2 separate regions of the Homo sapiens genome follow, and region 1 is linked to region 2. A link is a contact called in ENCODE Hi-C data. All regions are on one chromosome and are shown on one strand. Each heading gives the region's core, a stretch centred on a gene start or an enhancer-like site at or near the end of the contact. The rest is flanking DNA. Distances are from core to core; before and after follow the strand shown. Region 1 has its middle 25 kb from the start of MIR6775. Region 2 overlaps ZCCHC14 (zinc finger CCHC-type containing 14).

Evidence for each region. Hi-C counts contacts between places; a loop is a spot of excess contacts on that map. Pooled maps may share reads with other maps.
Region 1: a pooled map shows a loop between it and region 2 (5-fold over the local background). The contact joins two enhancer-like sites. A Hi-C loop is called at or near these places in 2 of 37 single-sample maps with no recorded cell type and 2 of 50 pooled maps.

The regions. Positions count from the first base shown.
Region 1 is chr16:87,807,274-87,811,242 of GRCh38, reverse strand. No RefSeq gene overlaps it. Among named protein-coding and RNA genes, the nearest start is that of MIR6775, 25 kb to the left of the region's middle. RefSeq lists enhancers at 868-1,047, 1,718-1,777, 3,594-3,733, 3,784-3,903, 3,437-3,969. Within about 2 kb of position 1,607, at least 5 of the 41 ENCODE cell types and tissues checked have a DNase peak (open chromatin) inside an H3K27ac peak, as active enhancers do.
Region 2 is chr16:87,406,060-87,409,807 of GRCh38, reverse strand. ZCCHC14 (zinc finger CCHC-type containing 14) reads left to right here. Exons shown (of 13, transcript NM_015144.3): 13 at 1-3,560. Among named protein-coding and RNA genes, the nearest start is that of MAP1LC3B, 16 kb to the right of the region's middle. RefSeq lists enhancers at 1,667-2,106, 1,427-2,626. Within about 2 kb of position 2,052, at least 8 of the 41 ENCODE cell types and tissues checked have a DNase peak (open chromatin) inside an H3K27ac peak, as active enhancers do.

The DNA of each region.
Region 1 (3,969 bases), core at 358-2,857, 400 kb before region 2:
ACTTGCAGCAGGATCTAAGTTTAATTAGATCCCACTTGTCAATTTTTGCTTTGTTGCAATTGCTTTTGGCGTCGTCTTCATGAAATCTCTGCCCGTTCCTGGGTCCAGGATGGTATTGCCTAGGTTGTCTTCCAGGGTTTTGATAGTTTTGGGTTTTACGTTAGGGTCTCAATCCCTCTTTTTTTTTTTTTTTTTTTTTTGAGTTGGAGTCTCACTCTGTTGCCCAGGCTGGAGTGCATGGTGTGATCTCTGCTCACTGCAACCTCCGCCTCTCGGGCTTAAGCAATTCTCCTGCCTCAGTCTTCTGAGTAGCTGAGACTACAGGCGTGTGCTACCATGCCTGGCTAATTTTTGCATTTTTAGTAGAGATGGGGGCTTCACCATGTTGGCCAGGCTGGTCTCGAACTCCTGACTTCAGGTGATCTGCCCACCTCGGCCTCCCAAAGCGTTGGGATTACAAGCGTGAGCCACTGCACCTGGCCTTCCCTGGCTTGTTTTCTAATCGGCGCCCAGCACTGGAGCCGCCCGAGCTCATGACAGGTTTTAGGTGAAAGGACCTGACTTCTTCCTGCAGCAGAAGAGGCTCTGCTGCCACCCAAGGTCCACCTGGGGCTGCAGTGGGGTGCAGGGGCCCCCCCGATCACACCCATCCCTCTATGCTGCTCCGTCCCAGCCCCAGGTGCTCATTACCTCAGCAGAATCACTTCCCCATTTGGCAGTTTTGCATCAAAGTACTCAGAGAATTGGGGAATTTGGAGCTTTACTGTGGTTGGGCAAAGCCGAGGGTGCTGGCTGAGAGGAGAAGGTGGGTCTCCAGGGCCTGGGGACAGTCCTGCAGGCAACCACGCTGCGGCCAGAGTCACCAGCACCTGTGGGCTGCTTCAAAGACCCCACGTGGGAGGAGACCATTTTCTCTCTTCTGGCTCTTCTGAGGGAGGGGTGTGTGGGGCAGAGCTGCCCCCTCCCACTCACAGCTGTTGGGCTCCCTCTGCCCATCTCTGTGCCGCGGCCTGAGCCCTACAGCCTGCTTCAGGGGCTCTCTTGTCCAGGGAATTGCAGTGGGGCCATTGGAGAAAGAACAGAGCGCTGGCCGGGCGCAGTGGCTCACGCCTGTAATCCCAGCACACTGGGAGGCCAAGGCAGGTGGATCGTGAGGTCAGGAGTTCGCGATCAGCCTGGCCAACATAGTGAAACCCCGTCTCTACTAAAAATACAAAAATTAGCTGGGTGTAGTGGTGCGTGCCTGCAGTCCCAGTTACTTGGGAAGCTGAGGCAGGAGAATCACTTGAACCCAGGAGGCGGAGGTTGTGGTGAGCTGAGATCATGCCACTGCACTCCAACCTGGGCAATAGAGCAAGACTGTCTCAAAAGAAAAAAAAAAACGAAAGAGTGCTCAGTGTGCACGCTGCTGCCCCTGCCCATGGTTTGGGAGTGGCTGTGCTTCTCTACAGCTGTGTGGGTGAGTTGCAGCCTACAATATGCTCGAGTCCTAACCCCGGTATCTGTGAATGTGACTCTGTTTGGAAACAGGGTCTTTGCGGATGTGATTATCTAAGATGAGTCATACTTACCGAGGGGCCGTCCCTGAACCCAATGCCAGGTGTCCTTATAAGAAGGGGGAAATTTGGACACAGACACAGAGGAGAGACTGTGTGAGGGGGAAGGCAGGGATTGGAGCGATGCAGCCAGGCACCAAGGGACTCTGGGGGCCACCAGGAGCCGGAAGAGGAAGGAAGGAGCCTCCTCTAGAGCCTCTGGAGGGAGCAGGCCCTGCTGACAACTTGATTTTGGACTTTAGTTCTCCAGGATTGCAGGACCCTCAGTTTCTGTTGTTAGAGCCACCTGTTTTGTGGAAGCTAATGATAGCAGTTCCAGGACACGAATGCCACAGCTGTGAACAGGTTCTAGGAGAATTGCCACCCCAGAAGCGGAAATGATGATCCAGGTGCCTATGCACCTCCCTGCTCCCAGAAGGAACTTGTGCTCAGATCTCCTGCGGGGACCCCGCTGACAACGTTGATCCAAAATCATGCCACTGCACCCCAGCCTGGGTGACAGAGCGAGATTCTGTCTCAAAAAAAAAAGAATACCAGTGGCACAGGACATGGTAAAATGGTTGAGTTATGGGATAGCGGGTGTTAGGGAAACCTCTGGAAATCATACTGGACTTGGGCTTCAACTAGTGTTCAGCATTGGTTTATGGTCCTCTCTTTCCCTTTCTCCTTTCCTTCCACCCCTTCCTTCTTTCTTCTTTGTGTACAGTCACATACACTGAAGCAAACTACCTACGAGGCACCACTTCATGAGTTTTGCCAGACACATACACTTGTTAACCCGAATCCCTATCAAGATAAAGAACATTGTTTAAAATCTTTTAAAAAACAGATTCCTGACCAGGTGTGATGGCTCATGCCTGTAATCCCAGCAGTTTTGGAGGTCAAGGTGCACCCGGCCAATTTCACATTTAAAAAAGAAAAACACATTTTTTACTTCCTTTTAAAAAAATGAAAGATTTAGTAATCTGGGGCTCACCATCCTCAGAGCCTGGAAGTGGCGGGGGCTGAAGGCTGTTGCCCCTTGGTTGTGGCACGCCTCTGCATTTAACCATCATTCCCACCTGCCCACTTCACTCATCTCTTTCCTGGGTCTGGGCCCTGTAGCTCTTTGAGATTTCAACTCCCGGCCTGTATAAAAACCATCCTCAAGACAACAACAATCCAAAGGAGGCCAACATGTTGCAGAACCTACGCAGTTGTGCAACATGGTGGCCCAGGTCCAAGCACCTCTCCTCAACCTGGAGCTCACAGAGCAAAGGAGACTATAGGTGTGAAGGTCCCAGAGAGAACAGTGGGAGGTGAGATGGGTTATACATTCAGGACAGTCTGCCGGGTGGGATTAGGATTGCAGGCATCACCACCACCCTGTCTGCACCAGTGGCAGACATAAGCAATCGATGGCAGCACTGTCTCTCCCAGCCCGGGTTTTTCAGTCTTGGTCACTGGGATTGGGGGCTGGATAATTCTTCACTGTGGGGTTAATTGGTTGTTTCCTGTGCATTGCAGGATGCTTAGCAGCATCCTTGGCCTCCACCGACTGGAGGCCAGCAGCAACCTCCCCGTTAGTTAATTGTGACAACCCAAAAATATTTTACGCCAAGTTTGTCCGACCTGTGGCCCAGTGCAGCTTTGAATGAGGCCCAACACAAATTTATAAACTTTTTTTTTTTTTTTGAGATGGAGTCTTGCTCTGTTGCTCAGGCAGGAGTGCAGTGGCGTAATCTCAGCTCACTGGAACCTCTGCCTCCTGGGTTCAAGAAATTATCCTGCCTCAGCCTCCCAAGTATCTGGGACTACAGGCAGGCACCACCACGCCTGGCTAATTTTTGTATTTTTAGTAGAGACGGGGTTTCACCATGTTGGCCAGGCTGGTCTCGAACTCCTGACCTCAGTGATCCACCCACCTCAGCTTCCCAAAGTGCTGAGATCATAGGCATGAGCCACTGCATCCAGCCCAAATTCGTAAACTTGCTTAAAACATTATGAGATTTTTTTTGTGATTTTCTCTTAGCTCATCAGCTATTGTTAGTGCATTTGATGTGTGGCCCAAGACAATTCTTCTTCCAGGGTGGCCCAGGAAAGCCAAAAGATTGGACACCCCTGTTCTAAACATTGCTGTATCCCCTGGTTAAGAACTAAGTCCAGCTGCAAACACCAGGCTGCAGGCAGGCAGCATCATCACTGGGAGCTGGTGGTGCGAAGCCTCTCTCCCGTGTCTGCTGGGGTGTGGACCGTGTGGCTTTGCATATGTGTGCTCTGTGAGGTGCCTGGGTGATGCTCCCCCTTCCAGGCCCTGCATGGCTGGCGTTATCTCGAAACGCTGGCAGCCATCCTGGCTCCCATCGTCCCTGTGAGGATTAAAGGGCAGGGCTGACTCCTTAAAGGGCCCCACCCCAACCTCCCTGCCCTCCTC
Region 2 (3,748 bases), core at 803-3,302:
TCTCTGGGATTTTTAAGGATTGCACTACAGAAGAATGTACCCTGATGTAAATCTCTGCGGTTCTGGGAGCCAAACTCCTCTGAGAACAGTCAGTGCAAGAGACTCCAATAATCCATATTGAAAGAGTCAGCACCAGCAGAGGCTACTCGACTTAGGACGCAACAGAGGTTTTAGTATTTCCTTCCCTCCTCCAAGCACTTGTAGCAGTTTCAGGTTTTTAATTTTTTTCTGCAAATAAATCTAAACTACGTTATTAAATAGAAATAGTTTACTCGCAACAACTTAATTTCTAAGGGTCCAAGTCCCAGAGAATCCATAGTCGTCAAAGCTTTGAGAGTATCTTTCTTCCCAGCCAGTCAGTGGCTTTGAGCCCTATCTTCCACTACAAATGACCTCTCGAGGGGGGACGGCGACAGCGCGGCTCTGTGAGTGGCTGTGAGGATGCTGCACGTCCTCAGCAGAGTTTGCAAGTTGCTTTATCTCCCACGGGCTCCCCAAGAACCTCCAACCCCGAGGCTTATCGCTAGCGGATTCACACCTGAGACAGACATTTCAACAATGATACAGTCCTGTCATTTATCAGCAAAAGATTGGGAATTTTCTCCTGTCAACTTCTTTTGTATTAGGCTGTGTATTGATAGTTAATTCCGTTAAAAATTACTTGGAAAACAGTGGGAAGTGGTAGGACTCTGGAAGAGGCCACACACCCGAGAGCTGCGAGATCTGTGCAAGTCTGGTTTTGGTTAGGTAGTAATAAAAGTCCTCACTGTAGATCTCTAAATTTCAACCCACGGAAATGAAAGCCTTTTGTCTGAAATTTACGGACTTAAATCTTCAAGGTTAAAGGGAATTTTCTGCTCAAATAATACTCTTATCGAAAATGCTAAAGTCTTCAATGTTAAAATACTGATTGGTAAAATCTTGCAGTTGGGATTTTGCAGTTGGATATTTATTTTAAAAAAAATTATAATATTCAGACTATTCTTAAAATGGGACAATCAGCCTCATGAAAAATTGATGTAAATCAGAAGAATACCCTAGAATGAGGCCTTGTGATGTGAGCGTTCAATTTGAAGAGCAGTTCCTAACTTCATAGAAACTAAAGCAGAAAGTTGTTACATTTTTTTTATGACAGGCTTTTAGTAGAATTTTTTAGTTTTATTTTAGTTGAATTTTATTTCTATGCAATGCAGAATTAACAGACCTCTTCTCCTCATGGTACACAGTATTACAGTGTTGAAGTAATGGTGATGCTTATTACAACAGCTATTTAGGGGAATGTTACGTTGATCTCTTAAATTGTAAACACTACAAAATGTCAAAATAATGAGAACTGACACAACTTTGCCTTAAAGAGTACTAGACTGGACCTTCTCATATTACGTTTAAGGAAGACTTAGAGTGTTCATTGATGTTTACGATTTTAATATTTCTGAAGGCCATTACAGTGGCCTGGATATGTGCTGAAAGCCAAACTTTTAAATTTTTTGGTTTTTTTAAGCAAAGAAATATTTTAAATAAATCCTATTTCAACACTGAAATTGTTGAAAACCGTCTCATAACAAAAGGAAAAAACATTGGAATTTTTGTTTTAGTGGTCAGTATAGGGGAATGAAAGCGTCTGTTGTTACCCACGTAACTATTTTGATAAGTATTAGAGGTTAACCTTAAATCCAGCAAAACATTAAAACAGAAACTTTTCAACTTGGAGCCTGCCATTCAGCGTTGAGGTAGATGAGTTCCGACACTGTCACGGCTGTGTTCCCAGCAGCGAAGGCCTCTGCGGAGCTGCCAGTCGTCTTGAACGTGCATGGGCGGCGTGTGACATCTCCAGGGAGGCCGTCCGAAGTCGAGAATCGTCAGCTGTAAGTAGGAGCTACACAGCGCAGAGAAAATGGAACCACCCATCCGTGAGGCCTCTTTCCGGAGGGAGCCGCACACTTGGACTTGAGAGTTTGCCAGCAGCGAGCTCGGATGCATCTCTCCAAAAGCCACCAAGGTCGGCGCGTCTGAAGAGCGTTTTGCGGTCATCAGACTTCCTCATCTGAAAACACAGAACATACTGACCCTTTCAAGTACTTAGTCATTTTCCTGAAAGTGTGGTCTGTTTCAGAATGCTGTGGCAACCAGGTAGGTGTGGCACTGGCCATGTGCCACGTCTTTGCCCTTTGTAGTCTGTCAGATATTAAAGTTTCTAACCCTGTTTTTTTAATCTCCAAGAATGGGGAAAGTGGAATGTAGAGATGGAAGCAGAACGTGATGTTTGGATACAACAGCTATTTAATCCTTTTTTATTTTTTAAGCAAAACACTCAGTTTTCTACCTTATTTTCTAATGTTGATTTCATGGTAATACTGACAGTTGGAAGTGTTTAACATAAAAACTCATTGCTAAAGAGCACTGAGGAAATGGGAGCTAGCGCACTTGTAATAAAAATAAAGACAAAATATTTTCTTGAATGCATATATGTGATTGGGTATTTTAAAAACCAGTATCATCTGTCATCTCCAAAAGATTACAGGAGTCAGCTTGTTAATACAGTAGTGTTAGTAGGTTCTGTATTTTTAATTCAGTACTTAGAATTCTAGGTCCTTTATTGCCCAAAGTCAGCACAGTTAGTTTATACCACAGACTCTGTCTTGGGGCACAGTAGTGGGGCGGGGTAGTGACTTTGCCTAAACATCACCCAGCTGGAACAGAGGCTGAGCGGGGCTTTAGGCACTTGCCAGATGGGAACTGGGTTGCACCCTCCTTGCTCCCTGTCATTTTCTTGTCACTCTTCCTGCTTCCCAGTGTTTTATTTTATGCCTTGCTCGTTGTACATCATGATGACTGATGGTCTTCAAGGTTGTGAGGAAAGCCGTCTCCCTGCTTGACTCGACTGCTGTCCCAGAGGAGAGTCCTGTGCGACCTGAGCGGGGGTGGCTGCCATTTCCAGCATGCAGGTGACTTCCAAAGAATGAGTCAGGTGGCACTGAAAGCCATGGGTTCTGAAGAGGCGAATTTGTTGAAAAGTCCCAAGGGTCTGAATGAAAGCATCTTTAATCAACACTCAACACTCGCAATATTCTAGAAAACCATATACTGTGCTGGTTGAGGCCAAAGGTTAACATTGCTCCACTGTTCACCAAGGAAGGGGGCAGTGGCCATCCGCCGCGGCCTCACGTGCGTTGTAACAAGCCCTCATCACATGTGTGAGTCTTACGTGCACAAAAAGAGAAGGCTTTGGTACTGAAACTGGACACCTTGTGTACTCGATACCTTCACAGCTTCTATTGGACATATTTTCTTTTTAGGAATGAAGGAAAATTCTCCCATTTTTGAGCCATTCTTTTGTCAATTCTACAAAATTGCATGTAACTTTATAAATATTTTTAAAAGATATAGTTTTGTAAATATTTAATATTCCGCTAATTTGATTTTGAATTGTAAATGTCAAGTATTCTGTTTTTGGGGTTTTTATGTTTTATTATACTTTGTTAAAAAGGACAAATTGTACATTTTTAGAATGTTTTTATGAGTAAATTTAATGTACTGAAAATAAAAATTTTAAAAAAGGCTGTTTTATTTCACTAGGTCTTTGTCTCAGAATATGAAGCACACACCTTTTCACATCAGTCTGAATCTCCAAACTAGGGGTTCCATCCTTTCTAGCCTCTCACATTTACAGCAGGGATACCTCATTTTAAATCTGTTGATTCTCAATCAAGTTGCCAAGTGTTTTGTGTTTTTTTTTTTTTTCCAGATG